Linked DNA regions of Homo sapiens: region 1 is linked to region 2. The links are chromatin contacts, found by Hi-C or POLR2A ChIA-PET in ENCODE. All regions are on one chromosome and are shown on one strand. The core of a region is the stretch at or near the end of the contact, and the rest is flanking DNA. Distances in the headings are between cores, read along the strand shown. Region 1 holds the start of PPP2R5B (protein phosphatase 2 regulatory subunit B'beta). Region 2 overlaps NRXN2 (neurexin 2).

Region 1 (7,565 bases), core at 3,865-6,364, 250 kb after region 2:
ACAAAAAAAAAAAAATGTTTCAAAAAATTAGCCGGGCGTGGTGGTGTGTGCCTTTGGTCATTTGAGCCCAGGAGTTTGAAGTTGCAGTGAAGCTATGAATGCACCACTGCACTCCGGCCTCGGTGACAGACGGAGATCTTGTCTAAAAAAAAAATTAATAGTAAATATAATTGCCACCATGAATTAAGCCTGTGTGATGTCCTAGGCCTTGGGCTTGTTACTTTACGTGCACGATCTCATCTGCTCTGCTGTTCACCATATGCTCATGAGGGAGGTTCTATTAATATCCCCATTCTTAAGGGAGAGGAGACCAAGGCTACGTGCCTAAATGCTGTGGAGCGAATGAATGAAAAAGCATTAAGATTCAGAAATCATAAAAAGAAAAAAGAGGCTTGGAACAGTGGCTTACACGTGTAATCCCAGCATTTTTGGGAGGCTGAGGTGGCCAGAGTCACTTGATCCCGGGGGGCAGAGGTTGCCGTGAGCTGAGATTGCACCACTGCACTCCAGCCTGGGTGACAGAGAAGACTCCACCTCAAAAACAAAAAAAGGAAAGAAAAAAGAAAAAACACCACTTCTCCTCCTTCCAAAGGTGGTGGGGATAGAAGGGGATATTCTCTTGGTCCAAGAAAAGTTATCCTTTCTAGGCCCCTGGAGCCACTCTGGGAGTTTGCTCTCCTCCAGTGAGGGAGACCCCAGGGTCAGGCTGCACTCACATCTGTCTGTTGTAACTGAACTGGTGGGCACATCCGTCTCTTAGGGGTTGGTGCCTGCAGGTCCATTCCTGAGCCCCAGTTCCCAGTGCCATGTGTGTACCACAGCAGAAGATTAGACAGGACTGAGAGGACACAAAGATACTTCCCCAGACAAGCTCTGTAGAAAACCAACTCCAGAGACAGTCATTCTCCAACCTAGCCTCGGAGTAGGAGCTAAAGGAGTGAGCAAAAAATCCTCGCACAGTAAAGGGGACGATATTCTCTTGGGAGGAAATGGGGTGTTGGGAACCCCATGGGACATTCTGCAACGAAGTCCCAAGCCCCACTTTAGGTCCAGCAGTTATTTTTTTTTTTTTTGAGACGGAGTCTCGCTCTGTCTCCCAGCCTGGAGTGCAGTGGCGCGATCTCAGCTTGCTGCAACTTCTGCCTCCTGGGTTCAAGTGATTCTCCTGCCTCAGCTTCCTGAGTAGCTGGAATTACAGGCGTGCACCACCACGCCTGGCTAATTTTTCTGTTTTTAGTAGAGATGGGGTTTCACCGTGTTGGTCAGGTTGGTCTCGAAGTTTTGACCTCATGATCTGCCCGCCTCGGCCTCCCAAAGTGCTGGGATTACAGGTGTGAGCCACTGCGCCCAGCCTTCGGTCCAGCAGTTCTATATATATATATATATGTAATTTTTTTTTTGAGCCAGTACCTCATTCTTGCTCAGGCTGGAGTACAGGGGCATGATCACAGTTCACTGCAACCTCTGCCTCCCGGGCTCAAGCAATCCTCCCACCTCAGCCTCCCCGAGTAGCTGGGACTATAGGCTCGTGCCACCATGCCCAGCTAATTTTTCTATTTTTTGTAGAGATGGAGTTTCACTATGTGGCCCAGGCTGGTCTTGAACTCTTGGGCTCAAGCAATCCACCTGCCTCTGCCTCCCAAAGTGCTGAGATTACAGGCATGAGCCCCTGCACCTGGCCTAGGTCCAGCAGTTCTAACAAATACACTGGCCCTGGGCACTGCATTTAGGGGCTTCTTCTACTGGACAACTGGATTCCAGTCAAGAGGTCAGGGGAAGTTTGGGGTCAGGATTCCTCCCCATAGAGAGAAAATGGGGAGGGCCAGGCTTTGCCCAGGCCGGGGGGCATCCTTCCCACCTTAGATTAGGTGAAAACTCATCAGGCAAACTGTGTGCTTCAGACCTCAGGGGCCCTGAAGGAGTATCTCCCTCCCCCCAGGGATGGCCCACCCTCTGGGGTGAGAAAGGGATCACAGAGGTGGCCCGGGGGCTGCGGCTTTTGACTCTGTCCTGGGTGGAGAGCTTGGGTTTTATCAGAGGGAAGGGCTTTCATGGAGGAAGAGAGGCCATCCCTCAAGGATGGGTGGAGCTGGAGGGAGGAGATCCCAGGCAGCTGGCAGGGAACTGGGTGTCCAGGCCAGAGGAGCTCCTCCAGGTAGCTCAGGGGCAGCCAGGAGAACAGGGGGATCTGGAACACACCTGAAAAAGCAAACTTCATCTATAAATACATGGAACTTCATCTATAAATACAATACTGTTGGATTGTACAACTGAAATTGGTGACTTTTTTTTGTTTTGAACATACATCTTTCGTTGCATATAACACAACGTGATGCATTTCGTTTAAATTGTGGTAAAAGCCACACATGGTGGCTCACACCTGTAGTCCCAGCACTTTGGGAGGCCAAGGCGAGAGGATCACTTGAGTTAGAGACCAGTCTGGGCAACATAGCAAAACCCTGTCTCTACAAAGAATACAAAAAATTAGCCAGGAGTGGTGGCATGCGCCTGAGGTCCCAGTTACTCGGGACTGAGGCTGAGGTGGGAGGATTGCTTGAGCCCAGGAGGCAGAGGTTGCAGTGAGCCAGGATCGCGCCACTGCAAAAAAAAAATAAAAAAATAAAATAAAGCCGGGTGCAATGGCTCACTCCTGTAATCCCAGCATTTAGGAGGCTGAGGCGAATGGATCGCTTGAGCTCAGGAGTTTGAGACCAGCCTGCGCAACATGGCGAAACCCTGTCTCTACCAAAAAAAACAAAAATTAGCCTGGCATGATGGCGTGCATCTGTGGTTCCAGCTACTTGGGAGGCTGAGGCAGGAGGATTGCTTGGGCCTGGGAGGTGGAGGTTGCAGCAGTGAGCTGAGATGGTGCCACTGCACTCAAGCCTGGGTGACAGAGTGAGACTCTGTCTCAAAAAACAAACAAACAAAAAATGTTCAATCTTGCATCCTCCAAGTGACACTGTGCCTATTTTGAGACCCAGTTCAAATGCCACCACTTCAGAAGTCTTTTTTTTCAGCCGGGCACAGTGGCTCACGCCTGTAATCCCAGCACTTTGGGAGGCCGAGGTGGGCGGATCACGAGGTCAGGAGATCGAGACCATCCTGGCTAACACGGTGAAACCCCGTCTCTACTAAAAATACAAAAAAACTAGCTGGGCTTGGTGGTGGGCGCCTGAAGTCCCAGCTATTCGGGAGGCTGAGGCAGGAGAATGGTGTGAACCCAGGAGGCGGAGCTTGCAGTGAGCCGAGTTTGTGCCACTGCACTCCAGCCTGGGCAACAGAGCGAGACTCCATCTCAAAAAAAAAAAAAAGTTTTTTTTTTCTTCCAAGAGTCTTATCCCTCTCCTCTACTCTTCAGTGCCCCATTTCTCAAATGGAACATCTCTGTTTTTTGTTTTGTTTTTGAGACAGGGTCTCTGTCACCCAGGCTGGAATGCGACAGCACAATCACAGCTTACTGCAGCCTCTAACTCCTGGGCTTATGTGATCTTCCCACCTCAGCCTCCCAAAGTATTGAGATTACAGGTATGAGCCATCACACCTGGCCTTAGCACTTCCTTTATATAAAACACCAGTCCTCTGTGGTCAGTCTAGCCTTGAGACCAGGGCACTGGTACCCAGGGGGCTTGTGGAGATGGGCTGTAGCCAGCTGGGAGGTGGAAGCCTGGCCCCTGGCCCCAACTTTTGATGACACGCTGTGTGACACTGGGCAAGGCGCTTCTCCTCTCTAGGCCTTGGGGTCCTTGCCTGGCTGCAGAGGCTCTGTGGGCCTGCCCTCCCTCAGCTTGTTCAGGGATGCAGAAGAGCCTGGGAGGTGGGCAAGGAGGGAGATCATGGATTCCCATTGGACAGACAGGGACACCAAGGGCCGGATGGGCAAGGCCTGCCGGAGGTTCCTGAGCAAGCAGAGCACTTGCTGGGTCTCCAGTGCCGGAGTCCTGGACCCCAGCCTGGTGAACTGCGGCCCTCGGTGCAGGCCTCTGCCTTCTGTTGCTTTGGTAGGCGGACACCTCTTGCGCACCCAGGCTTCCTCTGCAACCGGGAGGATGGCTGGGTGGTTCCGCTGGAGCACTGAGTGGTCACCAAGACCCAAAGCAAGATGGGGCAGACTCTGAAAAGGCCCCTAGTCCCCTCCCCGACCTCATTATCTGGTCTCATCACCCTTTCCTACTGCTCACCATGGACCAGCTGCTCATCCAGGCAACATTTCAGGGTGGAGATTTCACAGCAGTGTAGCGGGATGGAGTTCAGGGCTATAAAGAGTGTTGGGGTCCAGGATCCTAGGACGGGGGCCCAGGACTGCAGGCTGGGAACTTTTGGTTAGCATGCCAAACTCCTGGACTCCCACCTGTGCCTTGCATGCCAGCAGCAGGATTTTGAGCAAGAGACACTGACCCACCCAGCACATCTTAGGGTCCAGGGGGGCTGAAAGGTCCATCCGGGAAGGCCAGGCTGCCTGGGATGAGGTGGCAGCTCAAGGAGAAAACCTCCTCCTCTCGGGCTTTGCCACTCCAAGACTGGCCCTTTAAACTGGAGACCATGATGTCACCATAGACAGCAAGGGACGGGAGGGGGACTGCAGGCCTGAGGATGGACTGCATCTCCCAGCAGGCTTGGGTGCACCACACCCCTCCCAGCAAGCACTGACTCATCGCAGACTTTTAACTAGTCCAGTGCTGGTTTCCAAGGGGTTTCTGAAGTGTCTGGTGGTTCTGGGGTAAGGGTGAGGTTCCTGGGGGGATGGCCTAGGGCATAGAAGGCCCAGGCCAAATCTGTGGGCCTAGCGTAGCTTGCTGCGACTCCTTCCTGTCAGTGTCCTGGCATCACCCTACTTTCCTGGTGCAAACTCCTAAGCCCTCCTCTTTCCCTATGCAGCCTCCCTTCTAGAATCCAGGCTTCCCGCCCCCGGCTAGAGCCCATCCCACTCTGCTCTCTGGCTTCAAAAGCTTCGGCCTTCACCCCCGAGTCTGCCCTCAGGGGTGTCCCCTTTGGTCTGGCAGCTCACTTTAAACGGCGCGGGGACTACATCTCCCAGCGGCCCCGGGCCTTCCTGACGCAGCCCCCCCTTTCAGCCCGCGGGGAGGTGCGGGCCGGGTGGGGGGAGGTGACTTGATGTCATCCTGAGCAGCTGGGCGGCGGGTGCCGGTGCGCACGGAGCCGAGCCGGGGCTCCCGTTGCGCTGCACCGCGTTGGGTCGGAGTCCCAGGACTTCAGCGGAGATCCGCGCGCTGCGACGGCCGGTGCAGAGCCCGCCGAGCGCCCAGTCCCGGCCCGGGGCTGAGTTGGGGGCATGCTCTAGCCGCCCCCCCGGAGCCCGGGAGAGAACCCAGGAGCGCCGCCGCCCAGCCCCAGCGCCCCGAGCGGAACCGCTGCGAAGGGGCCCTGAACGGCCGTCGCCCTCCCTACGGGCAGCCCCCGGGGGTTGGCGACCGAAGTCTAGGTTTTCGAGAAGTGAGTGTCCCCCACCCCATGAGGTTTGGGGGGCCAGGAAGGAGGAGCTGAGGTGGGGGAGGGTGCCAGGTTCTAGGAGCGGGGTGGCATCGGGACAGCACCTCCAGTCTTGGGGTTGTCCCAAGTGGCCGGGATTAGTGGAGCAGCGATGCGTTCCATTCTGAAAGGGGCAGGGATGACGATCGGGGCTCCATTCTGAGTCGGGGCTGGCTTGGGGGATAGGCCCTATTCTGGGAGGGGTTGTTTTGGAGGCTTTCTGTCTGAGAGAAGGGAGGGACATGTCCAGGATGGGAGGGGGCTGCACCCCTATTTTAGGGTCTGGGCAAGGATAGGAGGGAAAAGACCTGGGCACTCCACGCAGCCTCCCGGCTCTCCTGAGGAACTGATGGGCTTTCTCTGTCTCTTTCTTGCTGATCTTTCTGCCTGACTTCGTTTTCAAAAGAGCCAGGGTGGGAACCCTAACTGGACTCTTCGGGACCCCCAGGAAGGATCTGAGGCCTGAGCCATCCTCCTTTCTACCCTGTCTGCCCCCCAGGACTGGGCAGTTGCAGGAGGCCCTGGGGGGGGGCCCAGGACTGTGGTTGTGCCCCCCCCCCAAAGGCCGGACAGGATGGGACCAAGTTAGTCTGTCCAGTCTCACCCAGCACCTCCCAGGCCCAGAGAGAACCCCCGGGGCTCTGAAAGCTTGCCCTGCCGCCTGACCGCCATGGAGACGAAGCTGCCCCCTGCAAGCACCCCCACTAGCCCCTCCTCCCCCGGGCTGTCGCCTGTGCCCCCACCCGACAAGGTGGACGGCTTCTCCCGCCGTTCCCTCCGCAGAGCCCGGCCCCGCCGCTCCCACAGCTCCTCTCAGTTCCGCTATCAGAGCAACCAGCAAGAGCTCACACCGCTGCCCCTGCTCAAAGGTGAGCTGGCTGCTGGCCACTGGGGGAACCGAACCCCCGAGGGGACCAGCAGGGCCATGGGGAGGGGTGGGAGGCAGCGGGCAGCTGCCAAGAGAGAGAGTTTGGATACCCCTCCAGGCTAGGTTCTCCGCCATCAGAACTGACCCCAGCCCTCCAGCCCTCTCTGCTGACACATGGCCTGACTGGCCTGTCATCCTTAGAGGTGGGACATCCGAAGGTGGTGCCACCCTAGGGGCAGACCAAGGCCAAGGGTGGGGCCCATAGCCTGGGTTCCAGGGGGCCACTATCAGCCCAGCCAGCTGCCAGATCCCTGGAGCAGGCGCTTGGCAGGGTTCCCTGGGATCACCACATAGGTCCCTTCCCCAGCCTTGGGCCATAGGGCCAGACTGGCCAAGCCTGAGGACACCGTAGAGATCCTTGGCCCTGAACCCCTCCCCATTTCTGGCCCTTAGAACAGGGTGCCACCTGAGAGGGAGGCAGCAGCTGTTTGGGGCACCTGTGGAAAGCTGCTGCATCCAGGATTTGTGATCTTGCTTTAAAACTCAGGCCATCATACTCTCTGAGCCTGGATTAGGAGGAAGAAAAGCAACCCTCAACCCCCAGGAATGGAGGAAGGGACAGTAGTTGTTTGCTGTCTGCAAGGAGCAGGAGATGGCACAAGAGCATGGGGCCTGGGGGCAGCAGAGGCAGCCGTGGAGATTAGGAGGGTCTGCCCCACCCACAGCTGGGGCAGCTGGGGGAGCTGGGGCCCAGGCCCAGGATGCCCTCTCCTCCCCAGATGTGCCGGCTTCCGAGCTGCACGAGCTGCTGAGCCGGAAGCTGGCCCAGTGTGGGGTGATGTTTGACTTCTTGGACTGTGTGGCCGACCTCAAGGGGAAGGAGGTGAAGCGGGCAGCCCTCAACGAGCTGGTGGAGTGTGTGGGGAGCACCCGGGGTGTCCTCATCGAGCCCGTCTACCCAGACATCATCCGCATGGTGAGCACCTGCCACCCAGGCTCCGAGGGCCGGCCGAGAGGGCGTGTGAGCCCCGTTTCCTGTCCGCAGGACCCCTGCGTGGAGAATAACCCTGTACTCATCGGCTTGGCCTCAGTCCACGTCTTCCTTCCCCCCGACCTGCTGCTGCCCAACACCCACTGAATGCCTCCGGGCCTGCCCCACGTCCACACCTTTGCTTATGCTTGCCTGAGACCTGGAGTGCCCTGCCCC
Region 2 (7,402 bases), core at 3,313-5,812:
AGTCACCCTCCCTTTGCACTCTCAGACTTAGAAGAGGTGACAGTGTGGGGTAGAGAAGAGGAAACACCCTCCTCAGTTTCCCTCCTGACTGGGCACAATCTCACCTTACCCCCTTGGGCTTTTTGCAGATCACTCCCATGTGCTCCCTACCCGGAAAGGGCTGCCTTAATCACCCTCTTATGACCCAGGGGTGGAGTAGCAGGAGGAAGGACAACATAAGGAAGTGCCCTGAGGAAAGGGATCAGCCAGAGGTGGGGAGTAGAGGGAGATAGTGGGGACGGGTTCTGGGTGGAAAGGAAGCCAAGGGTAGAGGGAATGGAGGAAGGTCTCTGGGGAAGGCAAGGAGGGAGATGACTTAGATTAGTAAAACCCGACTGTTCCCTCAGACGAATCAAAGTCCAGACACAAAAATGGCAGGTTCGTTAGTAAAAGCAGGAAACAGGGGAATAATTCCCCCGGTCCCCCTCCACCCCAGGGGTTCATGATGCCCCTGCCCCCCAACCTCCCCCCCACGCATCTTCTGGAAGGGGTGGGGCCGGTGGGGGAGGAGGGAAGGGAGGGGGCCGTGCGACACAGAACAGCCACTGCAGCTGGACACATGCAGGTTAGAGGAGCAGAGTGAGGGCTAGACCCAGCAGGACAGGCCAGAGAAAGGCAGCCAGGTAAGAAGGCGTGCGGGGCAGGGGCACTGGGAGGAGCAGAGATGGAGGCAACAGAGCTGTGGGGTGCAGGTAGGGAGAGCTTCCTTCCGATGATGGGGGGAAAGAGAGAGGAGTGACCACTAGGACAGAGACACTTATGGGTTGAAAAATAAAGAGAAAAGACATTTGACTCTACCTTCCTCAACAGCAGGCGACCCAACACTCATTCCACCACCCATTCGCCACCGATCACCAACCCCGAGACACACCTGCGTACATACCACATCCTACCCAGGGCAGTGGGACCTTCCAGCTCTCTCCTTCCAAACAGCATCACTGAGACACAGCAGAGTGTCTGCACCCAACCCATGCCAACCCACTCAACACAGACAAGCAGGCCGAGTGGGTACTGAGCTGGCCAAGGGGAATGAGCCAGAGCTTCTGCCCTGGAAGAGTTGTGTCCAGCCAGAGAAGGGAGAGGGTGCAGAGGCAGCAGGAGCCCACTGCCCAGCCCCCACTGTACTCCCCAGGAGCAGAGAGGCTGGCTGGAGGTGGACACAAGGGGCAGCCTGTGACTTGGGTGGGCTCTCAGCCCTCCCTGCTGACCCCACCTCTCTTTCTGCTCCATGCACCTCCCCTGTGGCAGGCTGTGCAGGATATGAAACTAAGTCCTGGCCATAAATAACTCCACATTGGTGGGCACTCCATGTCCACATGCCTTAGGAAGAAAGGCTGAGGAAGAGGGGAAGTATCCTTCTGCCATCTTCTGGAGCCTTTATCAGTTGCCTGTGATGATCACAGGGTCACTAACCTCCTTGGGAGGGGGACTTAATCTGGGGAGAACAAGACGGAGGGCGGGTATTTTTAACTTGTGGGCAAGCTGGCTGAGCTTGGGAGATTCCAAGCCCCTTGATATTGTGTGCAAAACTGCCTCCGTGGGTTTTTTTCCTGTGAGAGTCCATTGCTGTCATCAAATTCTCAAAGGTATCCATGAGCCAAAGGTGGTTAAGAGCAACTAGTCTAGGGGAAAGGTCCTGGCATCCCCTTAGGATTGAGTGGGTGGAAATAAGGGACAAAGACAAAGAGGAAGAAAGGGTCTCCAGGCTGAGTAAGGTACTGCAAGTCCTGCTAAGGGTTTGGGTTAGCTACCTGTTCAATGAGAGGGCAGAAGCTAACCAGAGACTCGGGTTGGAAAGACACACCATGAAGATGGACTGAACCAGCAGGCACAGCCCTGTCATGAATCCTGAGGTCTGGATTTGATAGTTTGGGAATAGAGAGGAAAGAGGTCAGAAATCCTGGGCTCTCATTCAGCCTTTATCCTTTTCCAGAACAATCCCATTTTACCTCTGACTCTCATCTGTGACAGGAGTTTAACAACTGTCGCTCCCATTTCTTCCAGGCTTACTCTGAGCACCAAATGAGAAAACTGAAGTGAAACTCCTCGATATCTGGCTATCTGACCCTAGGCAAGGTGCTTTCTCTGGGCTTCAGCTTTCCCCATCTGTTAACTGGAAACAATCTCTGCCTGCTACTTGCAGTCCAGGCATTCAAGTTTAAATGATATTCAAAAGGGGAAAGCTATTCAAAGAGTCCCAGTGTGTGTACAAAGAACTATCATTATTTGTACAAGCAAACTCCATCAGCCTGATCACACCTAATCCGAACTTCTCAACCTTCTCAAGGTTGGCCTTTTTGCTTTATATCCACCCTCTCCCCCAAGAAGAAGTGCTCAAACAACATGAAAATAGTCCATATAAATGAGTTAGTAAAAATAAATTGGAAACTAACCAAAACCTGTCTGGGGGATGCCTTGGGAATCAGAACACATTGAACCCTGTTACAAGGCCTCTGACTCTGGTCTTGGCTGAAAGAGCTGATTCCTAGTACAGATTTATGAAGGTCTATGAGGCCACCAAAAGGCAACCAGGTCTGTTTATCAGTCAGTATTGCTCATGCAGGAAAGTGCAGACTTTAGAGACTCAGAATTTAGCAGATACTTTCCTTTCCAGGACTGAAACAAGACAGTATTGTTTACTTTTTTTTGTTTTGTTTGTGTGTGTGTGTGTTTGTTTTAGAGATAGGGTGTTTGTTTGTTTGTTTGTTTTAGAGATGGTGCCTTGCTGGGGCACGATGGCTCATGCCTGTAATCCTAACACTTTGGGAAGCCAAGGTGGGTGGAATGCCTGAGCTCAGCAGTTCGAGACCAGCCTGGCAACACGGTGAAACCCTGTCTCTACTAAAATACAAAAAATTAGCCAGGAGTGGTGGCATGCACCTGTAGTCTAAGCTACTCAGGAGGCTGAGGCATAAGAATTGCTTTAACCCTGGAGGCAGAGGTTGCAGTGAGCCGAGATCGCGCCACTTCACTCCAGCCTAGGCAACACAGCAAGACTCTGTCTCCAAAAAAAAAAAAAAAAAGCAGGCGGTGGGGAGGTCTTGCCATGTCACCCAGGCTAGTCTTGAACTCCTGGGCTCATGCACTCTTCCCATCTCAGCCTTGAGTAGCTGAAATTACTGGTGCATAGCTGGTTGTTGGCTTCTTCCTTTTTTTGTTTGTTTTGTTTTGTTTGGAGATGGAGTTTCACTCTTGTTGCCCAGGCTGGAGTGCAGAGGCGTAATCTCAGCTCACTGCAACCTCCGCTTCCCAGGTTCAAGCAATCCTCCTGCCTTAGCCTCCCGAGTAGCTGGGATTACAGATGGCCACCACCACACCCAGCTATTTTTTTGTATTTTTAGTAGAGACAGGTTTTCACCATGTTGGCCAGGCTGGCCTTGAACTCCTGGACTCAGGTGATCCACCCACTTCAGCCTCCCAAAGTGCTGGGATTACAGGCATGAGCCCAGCAGGTTGTTTGCTTCTTAACCAGCTTAACCACCTCAGCCTCAAGTAGCTGGGATTACAGGTGCCTAGCTGGTTGTTGCTTCTTAACCAATTTAATCAAGTCATTCATTTTTCTTCCTCTTCTCCAGCCCAATTCCTGAAGCATTCTAGGGTTTCATACAGTTATTTTGGGACTGATTCTTAAGAAGAGATGGTAATAGGATCTCCAGTGGGCCAGAGATGCTGTGTTCTCCAGGGTTTGCTAGGGAAGAGAATCATTTCTTTACAAAACATCCCTGCCCTGGAAACACTGAGATAACCAGTTAACATTTTATAAAGCTTAGTAACATTACAATTTCCTTTACAGAGTACAAATGTTTTCACTTCTATTACTCTACCTGATCTTCACACTGACCCCATGTAGTAGGCAATGCAGGTATACTACCACTATTAGCCCATTTGGTAGATAAGGGAACTGAGCTTTAGTAGACTCAGCCCATGTGGTCAATTTTTAACCAAATTGAGGCTAGATGGAAAGTCTGCTGGGTCCTAATTCTAGGATGGTATTCCCCAGAGGCTTGGGGTGTACCACATGGCTTGATCTTGCCTCCCTTCTGTCCCTAAAGTCACAGGTTGGTTATCTAGTGAAGCACCGTAAAGAAAGTTCCAATTGGCCAGCTCCTGACAGGTACTCAATGGCTTGGCCTGAGCCGGGCAGGTAGCAGCTAACTCCTAGAAGCAGCAGCTGGAGGAACAAGAAACCTGGCACTGTATGCCCCATTGGAACACCAAGACCACTGGGAGTGGCCACCTGAGGTCTTAAATTGGGGAGGGCTGGAATGGCTTTGGCCATGGGCACTAGTCTATATGGGTGCAGGAAAACATGGATCTGCAAAAGTATCAGGAAAAGCCAGATGTAGCCTCAGAGGTAGAGCCTCCTAGGGAAGTGGGAGAGACACTCAGATTGGGAGCCCCAACTGTCACGCTTCCCTCCTCACCAGCCAGCCATACAAACCTGGGAGGCTGGGCAGGCCAGGCAGCTGCCCCACGGGAGCAGACACGTCCATCTGCAGGGTCCCCAGCCTGGTGTTCAGTCACTCTGCATTATTAATAGGCGATGACTAACCGGCTGCTGCTGCAGAGCCAGGACTGGGCAGGCACGAGGGAATCCCAGGGGATCACACGCAGCAGGGCCTGCGCACACACACTCTGAGGCAAGGCAAGGAGCAAAGGGCTAGCCCCAGCTCCTTCCCTGTTCCTGACTGCCATGGCACTGCAACTGAAGGGCCAGTCTCCACAGTCCACCTCCACACAGAGTCCTCACCAGGCTCAAAAACCCACATAGTCACGCAGCCCCCAGCTCACACCAGCTCACACGTGGAGAGTCACCAGCAGAGCCTCGCACACACAGTACAGCTTCCCACTAACACCCCGAAATGTCACGCCAACATTTACACACAGTCACACCCACACACCAACACACACCAGCTGCATTTACACAGACACCCACACCAACACTCACCAGGACTGAGCCTAACCCAAACAGAGGAGCTCGGTGACAAGGACAACCAATGCTGCCCCTTCCCACCCCTGCAGGCCTCCTCCTCTCGCTCCCCTCAACAGGGAAGGAAACCAGCCCCTGTCAGAGGCCATGCGGGGCAGGCAGCGGGCAGAGAGGGCAGGGGGTGACGGGAAGGAAGACAGTGTGAAACACAGTGTTAGTCAGAGCAGCGGAGCAGTTGGGGGAACTGGACGCTATCCCTGGTCAGGGGAAAAGACCATTCATGCCATGCAAAATGTGGGGGACATGGAACCAGGAACCCTCAAGGCTGAGAAGTGAGGGAGGGGATGGCACCTTTCCCAGAGCAGCCAGCATGGGGCAGCCCCCAAACTGCTATGAACTGATGATTTGCATGAGGTCTGGACTGATCTCAGGCAGCTCCGCATCTCCCAAGGCCATGCCCTCCACCCCTGGGAACCCACCCCACTGGCTGCCACTGGAGGTCTCACCCCCAGACCCCTCCTCAAACTTGAGCGGCCCTGTCCAGGGAGCTGACAGTGAGCAGAGCATAGCATGTCATGGGATGGTGTTTTCCATGGATTTTCAGGAGACCAAGAAACTAAATCAAAGAGAAAAAACAAGGGAGGGGAGGGAAAAGAACAAAATAAAGCAATAGAAATAAGCAGCCTGGCATCGGGGCTGGTCTAACCAGAGCCGATGAACATGGGGCCTGCCCCCAGGTCTCTCTGGCCAGGAATCTGAATTCAGGAGTTAGGGATTACAGCAGGGACAAGCCAAATTCCTCGATTTCCATTTGTCTTTTGTATTTCAGTTTGGACCAAAAAAGAAAGAAAAGGGAAAGAGGGAAACTAAAAGAGAAGCAAAATCTAAAGATTGTCCAGGACGCAAAAAACAATTGGAAGAGCAAAACAACCAAAAAACCAAACAGGGAGAGGAAACAAAAGAGGGAGAATCGAACAGTTAAAAAAACCCACGGCAAACCAAACGGTAAGACAATTAGAGTGATATCTACCAGATAATGCAGTTTGTTTACCATAGCGTGTCCAATCCCTGCGTGCTTCACCGGAGATATGGGGGGATGGGGAGGAGGGGGGTGTCAAAAAACAACAACAAACACAACAACAAAAGAACAGAATGAAAAGAAAAGAAAAATAAAATGACCAACTGTGAAACTCAAGGAACGAGGAAAAAATATATATCCATATATATTTGGTTGTTTGTTCCAACCCTCCCACCTTAGGTTCAGCAAAAGTATTTGTTTAAAGAAAATTAAATTATAATGGGGGGAGGAGAAATAAAACACACAGAAAAATTAAGTCCTTTCTTCTCCCCATCCCTACCCCGCCCCTCCTCTGGATTCCTCTTCCCCACCATCCCCTCCCCGAAGAAGAGCCGTCTGCAGAGAAGGGGAACAGTTAGAGACCTTGGTTAGTAGAGAAGAAAACAACAAAAGAACTGGACCAAGAAACCAAAGACTTAAAGATGGCTGACATTCCGCAGATGAGACAGAAAGGTTAGTTCGGTTTTTCACTCATACCTTGCCCCACCTGTCCCTGCCCATCCCTTGGTCCCCTGGGTTATAAGCGTGTTAGTAACACACACAGAGTCGGCAACGGGGTTTTCCAACAGAGGGTGAGAGAGGGAAGGCAGGGGATTAAGAAGCAGACCCAATTATGCAGTATTAGTAAGTCCTATCAGCTGAAATGTTAGAGAGTGGAGGGGAAGGAAGGGAGGGAACAAGGGCTGTGAGGAGGGATGGGCTATTGGTTGGAGCCATGGACTTATGGGTTTGTTGGCTAACTGATCAACCAGATGGCTTTCCAGAGAACTGGCTAAAGAGCAAGTTGGTGCTGGCCAACTGGCTGACCAGTGGCCATGCCGGGTTAATGGATTAACCAGTTGGTGATGGGCCAGCTGGCTATCAGGCTGGGAGAAGAGTGGGCATAACCCCTAGAGAATCAAAGGACTGGCAAGAATGAGAGCCAATTTCATTTGGAGGCAAAAGGAAGGGGTTCCCAAGGAGCATAGGAGGGGTCATGGATGCCTGCTTTTCCTGGGGATGGAGAACACGCAAATCGATCCAGGGAGTCACTGAGGAGAGGGGCAGCTCCTCTGTTTTTGTTTTTGTTTTTGTTTTCTTCTCATCCTTAAGAAAGGAAGAGAGAGTGAGTCGCCACCAGAACAGGGAAAAGGAAATGTTGCCCTCCACGGACTGGCAGATGGCTCACACATTATATCAAATTATTCCAGACCCTCTTCCCTCTCCTCCCCATCTCCCACCCATAGCTGACTCCTCCCACGTGTCCACCTTGAATTTTCAGAACTTTCCCCAAAAGTTCTCCAGGCTCTTCAATCACCCCAACCCCATTCTCTCACTCTCTGGGCTGCTGTCCCTCCCAGAATCAAGTGCCCACC

Evidence for each region. A loop is a pair of places that touch in the nucleus more often than their neighbours do. ChIA-PET counts read pairs that join two places held with the same protein, here RNA polymerase II (POLR2A). Pooled maps may share reads with other maps.
Region 1: a loop to region 2 is called in a pooled map, with 2.6 times the contacts of the local background. The contact joins the promoter of PPP2R5B here to the enhancer-like site in region 2. A Hi-C loop is called at or near these places in 1 of 168 maps with a recorded cell type or tissue (CD4-positive, alpha-beta T cell), 1 of 37 single-sample maps with no recorded cell type and 9 of 50 pooled maps. POLR2A ChIA-PET finds 5 or more read pairs at or near these places in 2 of 52 experiments (GM12878 and activated CD4-positive, alpha-beta T cell).

What each region holds. Positions count from the first base shown.
Region 1 is chr11:64,919,575-64,927,139 of GRCh38, forward strand. It overlaps PPP2R5B (protein phosphatase 2 regulatory subunit B'beta), which reads left to right and starts at 5,115. Exons shown (of 14, transcript NM_006244.4): 1 at 5,115-5,454; 2 at 5,897-6,359; 3 at 7,138-7,334. The coding sequence starts at 6,161. RefSeq lists enhancers at 4,076-4,873, 4,494-4,563, 4,704-4,873 and silencers at 4,984-5,203, 5,304-5,413.
Region 2 is chr11:64,670,994-64,678,395 of GRCh38, forward strand. It overlaps NRXN2 (neurexin 2), which reads right to left. Exons shown (of 23, transcript NM_015080.4): 7 at 6,000-6,044. Among named protein-coding and RNA genes, the nearest start is that of NRXN2-AS1, 31 kb to the left of the region's middle. Within about 2 kb of position 4,563, at least 7 of the 41 ENCODE cell types and tissues checked have a DNase peak (open chromatin) inside an H3K27ac peak, as active enhancers do.